Regions from separate parts of the Homo sapiens genome. Here region 1 is linked to region 2. The links are chromatin loops, found by intact Hi-C in ENCODE. Cell type or tissue: HepG2. All regions are shown on one strand. Links, peaks and the distances in the headings refer to the core of each region. The heading gives the core; the rest is flanking DNA.

Region 1 (9,200 bases), core at 3,793-6,292, 180 kb after region 2:
TGGCTTTGTCTGTTCTTATCAGCCTGCCAGCTACGTAGGTCATAAGTCAAATATTTAAAGAGCCCCAGGGCTAACTAGGATTGCAATGCACTGTGGGCTGCAACAAAATGCAGCAAGACAACCCTAAAAAGACACCTACAGCCCCTGCCCAACAACCAATAGGTGACATCTGGGAAGACTGTGACCCCATAGTGCTCAGCCTATGAGGAACTGGGGGAGGGACCTGCACACTAAGGGATAAAGTGCTTGTTAAAACCATGCTGGAGGCTGGTGCAGTGGCTCACGCCTGTAATCCCAGCACTTTAGGAGGCCGACGTGAGGCAGGCGGATCACTTGGGGTCAGGAGTTTGACACCAGCCTGGCCAACCTGGTAAAACCCCATCTCTATTGAAAACACGAAAATTAGCCAGGCGTGGTGGTGAGTGCCTGTGATCCCAGCTACTCAGGAGGCTGAGGCAGGAGGATCACTTGGACTCGGGAGGCAGAGTTACAGTGAGCCGAGATCCTGCCACCGCACTCCAGCCTGGGCGACAGAGAAAGACCCCATCTCAAAACAACAGCAACAACAACAAAACCGGGCTGGGCGTGCCTTCCCATCGGACACCCGACCTCGCAAGACTGTCATTAAAAGTCTCACTCTCGCTGTTCTCTGGGTTGTGAGTCCATTCTCTGGGTGTGGACAGGTGAGTTTGTTTCTCACAAGGTCCAGGACTTGAACTCAGGCCATGAGACCGGGCCAGGGTTGTGAGCAAAAGTGCAGCTCGTTGCGGTGCCTCCCTCGGCACCAGTGGGAGGGGAGAGGACCCTGGGGCTCGTCAGCCTGGACACGCCAGCGCTCTCAGCCGTCTCACTCAGTCCCACGAGCCCACACAGTGGCTGCCCTCAAAGGGACTTTGGAGACCACCCAGTCTTTCTTCCCAGTTTACAGACCCAGAGACTCGGGCCCAGAGAAGACAAGTGACTTTGAACAAAGCAAATTAGTGGCAATGCCCAGACTTGAACCGAGATTGGCAGAGCTTGGTGGTCTGCCACAAACCACCCTCCCCCACAGCAGGTGCGGGTGGGGGGCTCCGTTCTTCCGGTCACCACAGCATGTTACAGGTTTCTGCATCAGTGCGCCTCCTCTTAGGAAGAAACATCTCTGGGCTGGGATGGCTAGCTCCCCGCTTTCAGCCATGTAGAATTTCTCTTGGCATTTTAGTTAGAAGTGTTGTCTAGATTTCTTAAGTGTCTGAGGCTGCCCTGGCCACAGGGATGAGTTAGGGAAAATTACCGTTTCCCATGTGCGTGTGTGAAGCTCTCCATGCTCACTGAAGTCAGAGTGAGAAGCAGCAAACACGTCATCGGGAGGGTGGCCAGCAAGGCTGTGTCCTTTCACACGTCCTCAGATCATCCTTGAATCCACCCACATTCCAAATTCATTCTCAAAAATGAGATTCCAAATTTCAGGATCTATTTACAGCCAGACGATTTTGGTGCCCCCTGCTCAAAAGCTTTGATTACTCCTGTGCTTAATTAAGTCACAAATCCCTGGCCCATCATCCAAGACCACTTGTGATGTGGTTAAACCTACCTCTGTGAGTGCTAGTAAATCTACCTCTACTAGTACTAGTAAATCTACCTCTGCTAGCGCTAGTAAATTTACCTCTACCAGTACTGCCCCCCACTGTTTCCTTTTCAGGCATTCAGCTCAGTCTACGGCCCGCAGACAGATTTCCTAGAAATAACTGCTCCTACTTCTCAACTCTTAACAAAAAGGTCTCTGAAAAGGAATTTGGAGGAAACAGACTATTCCAGTGAATAGTGTACAAGCCTGGGAGATGCGGACTTTGGTGTAAAATGAAGGTGTGTTCAAAGAGCAAAGAAGGAGTTCGGGTTTTAGAGCAAAAAGCTCCTGCCCTGGGGTCCCCATTAGGTCCATGTAGGCAAATGAAGGATTGAAACGTGCTTAGTTCTGATTGGTTGGTACAGCTGGGCCCTGATGGGTTGGTTTCCAAGCCGCGAACCGGAAGTCTTTGTTAGCTGTTTCTTTCAAACAGTGGTGGGGGGCGTGAGGGGCGTGCGGGGCGTCGGGGGCGTGAGGGGCGTGCGGGGCGTGAGGGGCGTGAGGGGCGTGCGGGCGTGAGGGGCGTGAGGGGCGTGAGGGGCGTGAGGGGCGTGCGGGGCGTGAGGGGCGTGCGGGCGTGAGGGGCGTGCGGGGCGTGCGGGGCGTGCGGGGCGTGGGGGGCGTGCGGGCGGGGAGGAGGGTGGGGGCCGCTCTGGCTACAGTTTATCTTGGCACTAACAACGGGGACTGATTGGGCTTCGTTGTGAAAAGGGGGGCCCTGTGGTGCGTTTACAGAGTCTGAGAACACAGAGTTCGTGGCCACTCCCTCACCCAGCCCTGGGCACCAGGTTATGTTTTAAATTTGAGCACCTCAGCCATGGGGAACCCCTTTTGTTTGTCAGCCAGGGCATAGTTTACCAATCCCAAATCTGTAATCTCTCTCTTAACAAATCACTTTCTACCCAAATACAGATCCTTAAGGGCAGGGCCTCTGGTTCATTTTTGTCATCTCCACCTAGCGGAGAGCGCGGCACACGGCAATGATACGGGAGTGCGGGGGAAGGGAAGAGTGTGGTCCCTTTAAATGATACAGAAGGGAGGTGCTGGGTAGAGGGGGGCGTGGTCCCCGGCTAGGGCTCCACCCCCCCGGACCTGGGTGAGGACAGGCACTTCTGCCTTCTTGCCCCAATGTTGCATTTTCCAAGACCACCCTGGCCCGCCATGCCCCCATTCTGAGCCTATAAAAACCCGAGACCCTAGCAGGGCAGAGGCAGAAACTGCTGGATGCTGAGAGGAACGCATCAGTGGAAGAAAACAAGCGGCTGGACGTGGAGAGGACGTCAAGGGAGCATGCCGGCGGAAGAGCACACCACAGACGCCGGCAGGCCACCGAGCGGCAGGACCAGGCGGAGTTTGGCCGGGGCAGTCGGAGGAGAGCTAGGCCACTAAGCAGCTCAACTCCAGGAGATAAACCATCTCCCTTGTGGCTCCTCCGTCGGCTGAGAGCTGCTTCCACTCAATAACACTTTGCACTCGTTCTCCAAGCCCCCGTGTGATCCGATTCTTCTGGTACACCCAGGCAAGAACCCAGGATACAGAAAGGCCTCGGTCCTTTCCACAAGTACCTCTACTTGAGGTACTCATTGACCTGGTTAACACAAGCTGCCTACAGACGCCAAAACTAAGGGCACCCTGGAACACAGGCTTCAGCTGTAAACATTCACCCCTGGGCACTGCCGTGGGGTGGGAGCCTGCCTGAGTGTATGCTCCCCTAGAGGTTTGAGCTGCGGGGCACTGAAGAAGTGAGCCACACTCCCATCGCACACTGCGAGGGGGACAAAGGAACTTTTCCTCTTTTAACTGGGGCCTCATCTGGAATCTCGGAAGGTGAATGTCTGCCTTCGAAAACCCTACCACCTGTCTTTCTTGTGGGTAAGAGGCTGTTTTCCTTTCATCTCTTTTTTCTCTCTCACACGGTTTAAAAATGGCTCTTATCTCCTTTATAATGTTAAGAGTTTTGCTACAGGCTGCGGCAATGTTACTAAGTAGAATGAGTATTTGGCTCAGCCGCCAAAGGTGCAAATCAGACCAATTTTTCCTAGAGGTGCCATGTATGCCTCTACCTCGAGAGCCGCAGGCACACACGGCTCTGGGCACCTCTCCTTATTCTTCCCCTTCCCAGCTCGGGCACCTGGGCGTGCCCACGGCAGGCAAAGGCCAAGCCCAACAGCCACGAACCGGGCGGGAGGAAGCCGAGGGGGTAGCCGGGACCCTACAGGGAGCGCGTTGGTCAAGTGTGCCAAGGGAACCTTTCCTCCCCTGGCCAAGGAATTCAACCTGGTCTGAACTGGGGAAAGGATGGGAAAGTTATAAGAATTAGAGGGACGCAGTTGCACTAAGCAAGGGGTTCTTCCCCCAGAATCTCCCCCCTTTTTGCCCCTTAAACTGTTTTTCTCCTTTTTCCTTTTTTTTATTATTATTATACTTTAAGTTTTAGGGTACATGTGCACAATGTGCAGGTTAGTTACATATGTATACATGTGCCATGCTGGTGCACTGCACCCACTAACTCATCATCTAGCATTAGGTATATCTCCCAATGCTATCCCCCCCTCCCCCCACCCCACAACAGTCCCCAGAGTGTGATGTTCCCCTTCCTGTGTCCATGTGTTCTCATTGTTCAGTTCCCACCTGAGTGAGAATATGTGGTGTTTGGTTTTTTGTTCTTGCGATAGTTTACTGAGAATGATGATTTCCAATTTCATCCATGTCCCTACAAAGGACATGAACTCATCATTTTTTATGGCTGCATAGTATTCCATGGTGTATATGTGCCACATTTTCTTAATCCAGTCTATCATTGTTGGACATTTGGGTTGGTTCCAAGTCTTTGCTATTGTGAATAGTGCCACAATAAACATACGTGTGCATGTGTCTTTATAGCAGCATGATTTATAGTCCTTTGGGTATATACCCAGTAATGGGATGGCTGGGTCAAATGGTATTTCCAGTTCTAGATCCCTGAGGAATCGCCACACTGACTTCCACAATGGTTGAACTAGTTTACAGTCCCACCAACAGTGTAAAAGTGTTCCTATTTCTCCACATCCTCTCCAGCACCTGTTGTTTCCTGACTTTTTAATGATTGCCATTCTAACTGGTGTGAGATGGTATCTCATTGCGGTTTTGATTTGCATTTCTCTGATGGTCGGTGATGGTGAGCATTTTTTCATGTGTTTTTTTGGCTGCATAAATATCTTCTTTTGAGAAGTGTCTGTTCATGTCCTTTGCCCACTCTTTGATGGGGTTGTTTTTTTCTTGTACATTTGTTTGAGTTCATTGTAGATTCTGGATATTAGCTCTTTGTCAGATGAGTAGGTTGTGAAAATTTTCTCCCATTTTGTAGGTTGCCTGTTCCCTCTGATGGTAGTTTCTTTTGCTGTGCAGAAGCTCTTTAGCTTAATTAGATCCCATTTGTCAATTTTGGCTTTTGTTGCCATTGCTTTTGGTGTTTTAGACATGAAGTCCTTGCCCATGCCTATGTCCTGAATGGTAGGGCCTAGGTTTTCTTCTAGGGTTTTTATGGTTTTAGGTCTAACGTTTAAGTCTTTAATCCATCTTGAATTGATTTTTGTATCTTTTTTCCTTTTCTAAGTGAGAGGGCTCCCCTCCCAACTCTGTTTCTGATGGGGAAGTTAGCAGAGGACCAGCGACCCCTGCTGGCGGAGAGCTGCAAATTTGGCAGGGCACATTTGAGACACTCTCAACAGATAGAACCAGCCTCTAAAATATCTTTTCAGTCCCAAACTCGATTCCAAGCTTCAGGCTGAGGTCTTAGAAAGAAAAAACAGGTCTGAGGGATCCAAAGCCAGGGAACAGGCACAATGTAAATGGGTAGCACCAATTCCTGCTGACTAAACCCCCCACCCTATGGAAGGAGGCCATGCTTCATGGCATAAACAGGCCCAGGGAACTGAAGGTTTGCCGACAGCAGGGAGAAAGGGAGGCATAGGCAAGGGCGGTTCGTTCCTAGTCTCCAGGTTTTCCCTGCTTCATGGGTACATACCACATTAGTACCCATGGCTGGCACCTGCCAAGGTCGCCAGGGCTCAGGGATAAGGAGTGGAGACTGAAAGGATCATGCTCGCTTTCTCTCTCCATCACACCCTGAGTTTTCGCTGAAAGAAGGAAGAGAATGAGGGGCTTCTCTATTCACTGTCTCCAGTTCTCTTCAACACCCCCAGTTTATACTCCTCTGTAGTGTACCCTGAACCATCGGGACTGCTTTGACCCTCAGAATCTGCAGGAGAAACACCTCAGAGCCCTCTGCACAAAGGTTTGGCCAAATTATGAAGGACTGGGTTGGCCCTAGGAAGGAATCATTCATTTCCATACCATTCGGCTGTTGAGACTTTTCTGTAGATGTGAGGACAGATGGCCTGAGGCCCCGTATGTGCAGGGCCTTTCTATACCTTGCAAGGAAATCCAGACCTTGCCGACAGTGTAGGATTCATCCAGCCCTCCTGTTTGCCATCTCAGAGAAGGCTGCAAGGGGTAAGCCCAGGGAATTAAAGATACGAGTCCTAGAGGCACCCCGGAAAGAGAGGCCAGCTCCCTCAAGCCCTGCTCCTCTGGGTCCACCCCGACCTCCCTATCCAGCTTCAGCCTCTCACTTGGCCCCTCCTACAAATTCTCACTCTAAACAAGCCCCAGTCTCACTCTTGCTCCTCCAACAGATGCCTGGTGAATTTGGGCCAGCAAGGTCCAGGTCCCCTTCTCCTTACAGGACTTAAAGTAAATTAAGGGGGGATCTGGGCAAGTTTTCAGATGATCCTCATAGGTATATAGAGGCTTTCTAGAATTTCAACCAAATAGTTGAACTCTCCTGGAGAGAGACGTTATGTTACTTTTGAATCAGACTGTGATAGACACTGAGAAACAGGCCACTCTACAAGCTGCAGAGAGATTTGGGGATGAGCTTTGCATCACATGTAGCATCAGGAAAGGGGGTGAATATTATCCAACCGGAAGAGAAGCAGTACCAGTGAATGACCGTAAATGGGACCCCAATCATGAGATGGAAGCCGGGCGGAGGAGACACTTTCAGGTGTGCGTAATAGAAGGCTTACGTAAGACTAAGAACAAGTTGTCCATGATCAACCAGGAATTTGATGAAAATCCAATCGCCTTCTAGGAAAGGCTAAGAGAGGCCTTGGTAAAGCTCACCTCTCTCTCTCCTGGTTCAGTTGAGGGACAGTGAATCCCAAAGCATAACTTTATTACTCAGGCGGCTCCTGACATCAGGAGGAAGTTGCAAAAACTGGGCCATTGGACCAGATAGTACATTAGAGGACCTCCTAAAAGTGGCCACCTCAGTCTTTTATAATAGAGACGGAGGCCCAGGACAGTGAGAGGAGACACAGGAAAGAGACAAAAGCTTCAGTGGCCACCGTGTACGTCCACAAACCCCAGAATTCCCAGGGTGCACCTGTTAACTGCTAAAGATATGGCAAGAATAGTTACTTCATTCTAAAGTTTATTTGCTCTTGTACAAGGTTTAATTTCTTGCACCAGGGGTGAAACAGCTCAGGGTGCAACTTTGCTGTTAGTATATTTCACTTCTTATCTTTGTGATCTTTGGGAGTACATTCTTTCTTTTTATAACACACATGTTTAACCCATGCATACTTAACCTTATAAAACCTGGGTTTTTTTTTTTCTCTCATGCCTAGAACCATCAAACTCCAAGTGGACAGGCAACTGGAGCCTCAGATAATGACTCCCCTTTGCTAGGAACCCTTAGACAGACCTCTGGGAGGAATTTGACTGCCGTTTTCTCAAAAACAACGCCCCCTGTCAGCGGGAAGCAGCTAAGACAGGTCATCGTCCATATTCTAATAGCAGTTAGATGTACGTTTTCAGAGAGGGGAAATGATACAGGAGTGCGGGGAAGGGAAGAGTGTCATCTCTTTAAATGATACAGAAGGGAGGTGCTGGGTAGAAGAGGGTGTGGTCCCTGGCTAGGGCTCCACCCCCACGGACCTAGGTGAGGGCAGGCACTTTCTCCTTCTCACCCAAATGTTGCATTTTCCAAGATCACCCTGGCCTGCCATGCCCCCATCCTGGGCCTATAAAAACCCTGAGACCCTAGCAAGGCAGAGATAGAAGCTGCCGGATGCTGAGAGAAACACATCAGTGGAAGGGAAGAAGAAAAGCGGCTGGACATGGAGAGGACGTCAGTGGAGCATGCCGGCGGAAGAGCACACCCACAGACCCTGGCACGCCGGCAGGCCACGTAGCGGCAGGCCACGTAGCGGCAGGCCACGTAGCGGCAGGCCACGTAGCGGCAGGCCAAGGCGGAGTTTGGCCGGGGCAGTCGGAGGAGAGCTAGGCCACTAAGCAGCTCAACTCCAGGAGAAAACCATCTCCCTTCTGGCTCCTCCATCAGCTGAGAGCTGCTTCCACTCAATAACACTTCGCACTGATTCTCCAAGCCCAGGTGTGATCCGATTCTTCTGGTACACCCAGGCAAGAACCCAGGATACAGACAGCCCTCTGTCCTTTTGATAACTAGAGGGTCTCATTGACCTGGTTAACACAAGCTGCCTACAGACGGCAAAACTAAAAGAGCACCCTGGAACACACGCCCACTGGGGCTTCAGCTGTAAACATTCACCCCTAGACACGGCTATGGGGTTGGAGCCTGCCTGTCTGTATGCTCCCCTAGAGGTTTGGGCAGCAGGGCACTGAAGAATCAAGCCACACCCCCATCGCACACCCTGCGAGGGGGACAAGGGAACCTTTCTCTTTTCAGTTGGTCTTAATAAACACTGAGTAAATGAATGATTACGCACTCAGAAAAATCAGTTATCCTCTCCCACTCCGTGCCTGGGAAGTACCAACGGGTACTGAAACGTAATGAGTAATGTCTAGAGATTTTCTCCACAGGATAGAAACAAAGCTCAAAGAGGCAGCAAGTTGAAGAAAGTGTGACACTGTTTTATTTTTAGGATTTTTTCCTCTTTTTTAAAATAAATATACGTGTAGAGAGACAGGGTCTCCCTTTGTTGCCCAGGCTGATCTCGAACTCCTGAGCTCAAGCTGTCCTCCCACCTCAGCCTCCCAAGGGCTGGGATCACTGGCATGAGCCTCTGCACCCAGCCCTTAGGATTTTTTTTTCTTTTTTAAAATTTTAATTATTTTATATATATTTTTAAGTTCCAGGGTACATGTGCAGGATGTGCAGGTTTGTTACATAGGTAAACGTGTGCCATGGTGGTTTGCTGCACCTGTCACCCTGTCACTAGGCATGAGGACCAGCATGCATTAGCTCTTTTCCCTAATGTTCTCCATGCCCCCTGGCCCAGCCCTCTCCCAACAGGCCCCAGTGAGTGTTGTTCCCCTCCCGGGATTTTTTTTCTTAAGGAAACACACCACATCAGGCGTTGAAGTGAGTGTATTGACTGTCTGAGGTTTGTGTGCACTTTTTAACCAGAAGTCATGGCTGGGGACACAAAAGCACCTCCTTGCCTATGTAGTTTTGTTCCTTTACTGCTTTAAACAAGCAAGATGTGGTTTGCATTCCTTTCGCTGCTGGTGTTGTTGGCTTTGTGTTTCTCAACAGAAATAACTTGCCTTGCCTTTGCTCTCAAGG
Region 2 (7,521 bases), core at 1-2,500:
GCACAAAGCTGGGTTTTGGCAGCTTCATTGTCTCCGGGCGTCAAAGCAGGTTTTATTTTGCAGAGCACCCTGAAGACATTTGGAAGTGAGGGGTACCCTTGCTGACCCCTGATCCTGGGGCCCCTTTGCCGTTCCCAGGTCCCCTGACAAGCCCACCAGGCCCCCTGCTGAGATGGCTGTGACCCTGGGCTGACCCGCCCAGTGGCACATTGACTCCGCCTGGAGCTGGGGAGACCAGAGAGGCCCTGTGGTTGGACGGTGGCCTGGGTGCGCTGCTCCTGCCCTCTCCTTGCCCTGCCTCAGCTGCTGCCTGCCAGAGGTGGGCTTGGACCTGTGGTGGGACCAGGTCTGCAGGGAGGGCGAGGGAGGGACGGAGGCTTAGCTTCGGCCAGCTGTGGCTGAGTGGATCTCCCTCACTGCCCCCAACTCCAGTGAGGGTGGGGGACAGGGCGCTGCACTCACAGCACCACCTTGGACGCCCAGCCTCAGGCAGCAGGACTTGGCTCTGCTGACTGTTTTTGGTTGTCGGGTGCTTGGGGTGGCTCAGCTGTCTGGGGGGGGCTCGGCTGTCTGTCTCGGGGGGCTTGGCTGTCTGCGGGGGGCTCGGCTGTCTGGGGGGCTCGGCTGTCTTTCTGGGGGAGCTTGTCTGTCTGTCTGGGGGGCTTGGCTTTCTGGGTGTGTGTGGGATGCTTGCTGGGTTCCCGCCCCAGTTTCAGCTGTAGCAGCCGTGCTCCCATCTATGTGGGGATGTGAGGGAGGCACTGTTCCTTTAGAGACGGCGTTGCTTGCTCAAGTGGAGAAGCTGCCAGTGTGGGCAGCTCCAGCTCCCTGCACGCTCTGTGCTCTGCCCATTCTAACGTCTGTGCCCCTTCTTCTGGATGGCTGCCGGGCTTGGCTCTGGCCCCCCTGTTGGATCCCCTGGCTGCTGGGTGGGGAGAGGGCCACCTACTGAACCTGAGGGTGGGTCTGGGTGAGTCCTGGCTCTGCTGCCACCTGCTGGGCTCTGGAAGGTCCCTCACCCTCCCTCTGGGATCTCATTGGATTCCTGTAGTGTGGGGATGGTGGCAGATACTCTGGCTGCTACGTGAGAACAGTGTGCCGATCCCTGGGGTTTCTCAAGGCGTGGCACCTCACCTCACACCTGCTCCCTGCTGCTGAGCCCCACGCCAAGCTGGAGAGCGGATGAGAAGCATGTGTAACCAGGGTAGAGGTCGAGAGTCCTCTCGTGGGGGTCTCCATGTTCAAGGGAGCTGCCGAGGCTTGAGCAGGAGCCCCCAGCAGGTCAGCACCTCCAGCCTCTGCAAGTACAGGGGGGTGGGAGGGCAGGGGCTTTTGAGGGGCACGAGGCTTGGGGACAGAGGACCCGCATGGCTTAGGGATGGATGGCATGGTATGGGTGCTGGGAGGGAGGCAGGAAGAGCAGGGCTGGTCCCAGGGGCAAGCACAAACTCAGGCCTGTTACACGGCCCCAGACCTCACTCAGAAGGGGACCCTGGCCGCTGGCGTGGGTTTCCTCCTCTCTGAAGATTAGGTGGTCTTGGCTGCCCCTTTTGTATGAAGTCATGGATATCTTTTGAGATGGGGGCTCTCGGGAAGAAGGTGTGGGGTACATTAGCACCAGCGTTTCCTGAGTGCCGCCTCCCCCGTTAATGTCCCTCTCCAGGAAACTGGCTTTGCCAAGGCCCCCGCTGGGACAGACTGTTTCTTTCACTGCAGTCCTGGGAGCCGAGGGCAAGGGGACAGGAAAGAGGAAGTGACCTCAGAGCCTGGTGGCACCAGCATCATGTCCAGGCTGGGGGGTGAGGGTCCCTGAGGCCCTGGGGCAGGGCAGTGCTGTTCCCTGGGTGGCTGAGGCCGGAGGGGCTCTGTTCTCAGTCCCCCATCTCATTGCGGAGGAAGGAGCCCAAGCCCCTTCCAGCAGGTGCTTTCCTCAGTGCCCAGAGGTGCTCCCCGGCTTCTCCATCCCCACGCCGCAGCCTGAATGTCTGGGGTGGGGCCGGTGTGGGAGGTGCCGGCCTCTTTTCCACCTGCCCCACTTTTTATCCTGCTCTGTGGTCAAGGCCTGGCCCCGTGGCCTGTGAGTGTGGGGGCTCCGTGGCAGAGGTTGGGGCGGCGGGGTGTGGAGTTCGGGACACCCACACATGCCTGATTGCCATGCTCTGCATGGGATGTTCCCAGTTTATCTCTGGGCACCATACTCCAGGTGCTCGGAAGCTGAAGCCTAGAGCCTGCTGGGTTCACCCGAGCCTCCACCCGGGGGCCCAGGGCTGGTCCTCAAGTTTCCTGGCCTGGTGCCTCCTGAGATGGGGAGGGTGACCAGGCCTTCCCTACCCCCTGCCCTCTGAGATGGGGAGGGCGTCCGGGCCTTCCCTGACCCTTGCCCTCTTGAGATGAGGAGGGTGACCAGGGCCTTCCCCCACCACCCGCCCTCTGAGATGGACAGGGTGTCCAGGCCTCCCCTACCCCCTGTCCTCTGAGATGGGGAGGGTGTCCAGGGCCTTGCTTCTCAGCGTGGGACTGACAGGTTTGCCCTGACCTCCACAGGCATGAACGCTGCTGTCCGGGCTGTGACGCGCATGGGCATTTATGTGGGTGCCAAAGTCTTCCTCATCTACGAGGTAAGGCCAAGGTGGGCTGTGTGTGTGCAGGGAGTGGGGACCTCCTGAGGCGCATGCCGAGGTGTGTTCTGTGTGGGTCACACTGGGAGACGGGGTGGTCCTGGCCTGGAGGAGCTGATGGGTATGTGGTCTTGGGGAGTGTGAGGGGGAGCTTGGGGCCAGGCCAAAGGCATCTGCAGAAAGAAGACCTACTGCCTTGGGACTCAGCCCGGCTGGAGGCTCAGAGGCTGCAGAGCACGGGCCTGGGGGCAGGGAAGGAGCTGGGTGGACAAGGAGTCGAGGCCCTGCCTACAGTGATCGCTGACGGGCCAGGCCCCACCCACCACACCCCTGCCTGGTGTCCCCCAGCCTGGCCCTTGTCCCGCCCCGAGGCCTCTGTGAGTGGGGGCCAGGGACCTCACCGCCTCTGCCCTTGTCCTCCCCAGCCTCCTGCCTCACCACCCAGACCCGGGGGGCAGCCGCTGGCAGCAGCTCTGCTGTGTCTATGTTCATTGTGTCCCCGCAGGAGCAGCGGATGCCCTACTGCCTCAGCCCCAGTCCCCGTGGGAGATTTGGGGCTCGCCCTCCGTCCTGGGTATTTACACACCCACACTTGCGCTCACACATGTGCACACACAGGCGCATTCACACACTTGGGCCACACCACGCACTCACAGGCTGCATTCTTGCCTTGTCAGGTGGTTTTCCACATTCCACAAGACAAGGTCTTTTGTTATTTTGTTGCCACTTTTTATGTAATATGTAGCTGTTTATATAAAATGTAGCAACCCCAGCTCTGCAGCCCCAGGCACTCAGCCCCACCCCCCTCACTGCTCACTGCTCGCTGCTGACCACTCACCGCCCTGGGTCTCAGTTCCCCCATCTTGGCCCCAGGGAACAGCAGCCTGTCCAGCCCTCCCTCTGCAGGACTGTGTGAATGAATGAGTGAGTGGGCAGTCTGTGCTGGCCCGTCCTCTCCCTGTGGCCAGGCTGGGGCCCTGCCAGTATTGGATTAGGAAGCAGGTCTCAGAGCCCTGGGGAGCTGGGTGTGGGGGCCTCTCTAGGCAGGCTGGGCTGTGTCCGTACAAACCCCTCCTGCCACCTGCTCGACCTTCAGTTTCTTCTTCTAAGTGGCAAAGGGGAGAAATTAGGGTTTTCCGGAACCCCCACACATTTGTGGTTGGGAAAGACTCCTGTGGCAAAAGACAGAAAACAGGTTCATCGGTGCAGGGCGTGTCCTGGAAAAGGGGAGAAGAGGCACTTTGCCGTGCCTAGAGTCCTGGCTTCTGCAGAGCCCAGCAGAGACCAGTGCACATGGAGAAGCCGAGGGGTACAGGGACGCAGCGTGAGGCCCTCGGAGGTGGGGGAATGCAGGAGGGTGAGTTTATGGGAAAAAGAATGAAGTGGGTGGGCGCGGGTCCTGGGGCTGTCTCTGGGTCCTGAGGGCTGTGAGGGGCATTTACATCCTGTCCAGGCGGTAACAGGAGGAGCCTTAGTCTTGGGATGCTGTGTGCTGCTTTCCTCTCAAAGGGAGGCAAGGCTGAGAGCTTCCCTGAATCTGCTGCCTAGTGGGCTTTAGCTCAGAAACATCCACATCTAAGAGGCAGATTTTGAGATGAGACATTCTGATATAGCGGCCCAGGGAAGACTTCCCCTCCGTCCCATGAAGGTTCTTGGAAGAATCCACTTGCGAAAAGCGGATTAATAGGGCAGAGGTGCTGGCATTCATTGTGAATAGGCATGGAGAGGTAGGGCGAAGATGCTGACCTGCCCTCCTCCCAGGGAAAGGGGCATGGGCAGCCTGGATGATTCTAGGGGGGTAGGAATTTTTTTTTTTTTTTTTTTTGAGACAGAGTCTCATTCTGTTGCCCAGGCTGGAGCGCAGTGGCACAATCTTGGCTCGCTGCAACCTCTGCCTCCCAGGTTCAAGCAATTTTCCTGCCTCAGCCTCCTGAGTAGCTGGGATTACAGGCACCCACCACCACGCCCAGCTGTTTTTTGTATTTTTAGTAGAGACGGGGTTTCACCATGTTGGCCAGCCTGGTCTCGAACTCCTGGCCTCTGGTGATCCACCCGCCTCTGCTTCCCAAAGTGCTGGGATTACAGGCGCGAGCCACTGTGCACGGCCATGAATGGTTTTTAGGGGATTCAATGGGCTTGGACAGCATCTGTTAGCCCTGGTGACCACCTGCCCAAGTGTGTTGGCAGACACAGGTCTTTCTTCCTACGATGACCTCAGTGCATGGAAACTCAGGGAGGGGACTGGCCGTCACTGTTCCTTTCTCCAGCAGCTATGGGCTTTAGGCAGATTCGGGGGCTTCAGGGAGCAGCTGCATCCTGAGCTTGGAGGAGGCAGAGGGTCGAGAGGCAGAAGGGGGAGGTCAGGGAGACCTGCGGCTGCGTCAGTTCACATCAGACTGCATTTTGGGTTTCTGAGCCCCCAGCGCTGGCTTCCTTCAGCAGGGAGACCGATCCCTTCTCCTTGGGGCTATTGTTAGGGCAGAAAGGGAGGGTGGCCTTGGAGGTGAAAACCCTTCTCAGTTCTGACACAAAGGAGGGCTCAGAACAGGCTACTCTTATCCCCCCAGGCAGAGCCCACAGCATAGCAGGGAGGGCCCTGAGCCTGGGTCCAGGCCTGCAGGGGTGAGAGGAGGGGGCGGGGCTAGAGGGGAAGGAGGGGAAGGTGAGCTGGGCCTAGGAGGACAGAGACGGAAACAGAGTGGGTAGAGGGGGGCAAACAGCTTCTAGAAGATTCCAAGGGTAGGAGGAGGTTGTGTCTGTGAGACTGATTCCAGCAGAACTGAGCCACTGGCCTTGTGGGGTCTCTGGGGACTGCTGGGCTGGCCATACCTGCCTGCCCCTCCGCCCAGTGGGGCAGGGGCCTGGCTGGCGCCTGGGCTCTGTATTGGATCCTGAGTTTTGCAGACAGACCTGTGTTTGGTGGCCTCCTGCTCAGGTGGGGCTGTGGGTTTGGGATCATTTTCCTGTTTTCCTTGTTCCTAGCTCAGGGCTGGTACAACCAGAGGGGGCCAGGCTGGCCTGGCCTGAGCCGGAGGAAGTAGCTCTGTGGTCCCTCAGATCAGCCCCTGAGATGGGGCAGGGGCACCTGTCCCCCAGCCCAGCTGGTGGGGAAGGGAGGCTGTCAGGCTAGAAGCCCGCCATGGCCAGAGTGGGGATGTTCATGCGCCCCGCAGCGCGCACTATCCCTTGACCCCCTGCCTGCTTGAGGCACTTGCCCTCCTGGCCCCCAGGGCCCTGACACCTGGTTGGGGAGAAGGCGGAGGGAGGAGCAGAAGCCCACAGCTGAGCTGGCATCCGCCCTGGCCGAGGAATGGCTGCTCCACTGCCTCACCTCACGGCCTGGAGAAGGCTGCTGATGCCATGGAGGGACCGGGGCTGCACGGAGGAGGCCGCCCTTCTCCTCTCCACACCCTTAGTGAAATGCAGTCATGAGTGTCCCTCCCCTCAAACAACAAGAAAGGGCTGGCCGTGCAGTAGGAAACGGGCACGTGGCACGGAGGCTGTGCAGGTGCCATCTGGGAAATCCCAGGTAGAACCGCATGAGAGGCAGATCCACGGTACTGGATGGAAGGCCCAGTGTGGCCGGCGTGGCGGGACGCGGAGCCTGGAGCCCCTGCCTGGGGTGTTGCCGGCCCTACGAGCGATGGCCACTCGGGTCCCCTGGACCCAGGAGCTCCCTCGGGTGGGGGCCCGCCTGTAGGGAGGTGTGTGTGTTCTCAGCTTCCCGCTCTGGCGGGCAGATGGTAGCCTGGGCTGTTCACACGGCCGCCACACAGCAAGAGCACGCGCCGCACACCCCGCCGGCCGCATGCCTGGGAGGACTCCAGTGGGGACAGAAGGAGCCACGCACAGCAGCCTCTGTGGTGTCATTTCTAGGATGTTCAGAACAGGCAGACCTAGGATGCACCCTCAGGAGCTGGATGGCGGGCTCCGCTGGGGCCTTCGGGACGCTGAACTTGCCTGTGTGGATCTGGGTGGGGTGAGGGAGCTCAGACAGGCCCCTGCACCAAAGCACTTGCCACAGGAGTCACGCCCCGGGACACACGGACTCACCAGCTGTGCAGAGGGTGTCTGGAGCCCCCTAGGGGGCACCCGGACCCTGTTACCCAGGCCCTGGGATGATGGTGGGGCCTCACAGTCAGCACCCTGGTCCTGCTTTCTGCTGGTGGGGTGAAAATCCTGCTCCCAGACCACTTGCTGCCGGCCGCCATGGGGTCCCCTATCTCATGCCTGCCCCACTCTTGATTTCAGGGCTATGAGGGCCTCGTGGAGGGAGGTGAGAACATCAAGCAGGCCAACTGGCTGAGCGTCTCCAACATCATCCAGCTGGTGAGGCCTGGGAACGCGGATGCATGTTGCACTTGGACTCGCAGACAGACACACAGAGACAGACCTGCACACACAGACACACACACAGAGACAGACACGTGCACAAACACACACATGCAGACACACAGACATGCACACAGACGCACACACACACAGATGTGCACACACACAGATGCGTGCACACACAGACCCGTGCACGGACACACAGGCGCGCACAGACACAGACACGTGCACAGACACACACAGACATGCACACATACAGACACACAGACGTGCACACAGACACACAGACGCGCACACAGACACACACAGATGCACACAGACATGGAGACAGATACACATGGATAGACACATGCAGACACATAAATACACAGATACACACGTAGACACACAGATGCGCACACAGGTACACAGATACAGAAACATACAGACATATGTACTCAGAGTCACACACACACGTGCCCCATCGCACAGGGACTCAGGTTCAGGCCGACCCTGTCATCTGCTGCCATGGAATTGTTGGGTCGCAGGGTCATGGGGTTGCCAGGGGCCAGGAGGACCTGGAGACGTGGCC

The links. Peaks named below come from ENCODE experiments on the same cell type or tissue, not always from the same donor. Only the 100,000 strongest peaks of a DNase experiment are listed, where the experiment ranks them.
Region 1: a loop joins it to region 2, with 4 times the contacts of the local background. A loop is called at or near these places in 3 of 110 quality-filtered maps.

Annotation. Positions count from the first base shown.
Region 1 is chr21:44,482,753-44,491,952 of GRCh38, forward strand. LINC02575 (long intergenic non-protein coding RNA 2575) reads left to right here and starts at 2,819. Exons shown (of 2, transcript NR_155204.1): 1 at 2,819-3,478; 2 at 7,642-8,390. It overlaps LOC124905037 (a long non-coding RNA gene), which reads left to right and starts at 249. Exons shown (of 2, transcript XR_007067904.1): 1 at 249-683; 2 at 1,682-1,947. RefSeq lists an enhancer at 8,871-9,200. In HepG2, for the core only: a CTCF peak has its summit at 5,266 (motif pointing left); a DNase peak (open chromatin) is centred at 5,279.
Region 2 is chr21:44,304,137-44,311,657 of GRCh38, forward strand. PFKL (phosphofructokinase, liver type) reads left to right here. Exons shown (of 22, transcript NM_002626.6): 2 at 2,545-2,618; 3 at 6,870-6,947. Among named protein-coding and RNA genes, the nearest start is that of PFKL, 7.8 kb to the left of the region's middle. RefSeq lists enhancers at 648-1,447, 1,487-2,141, 2,142-2,795, 3,451-4,104 and a silencer at 6,627-6,676. In HepG2, for the core only: a CTCF peak has its summit at 984 (motif pointing left); a DNase peak (open chromatin) is centred at 985.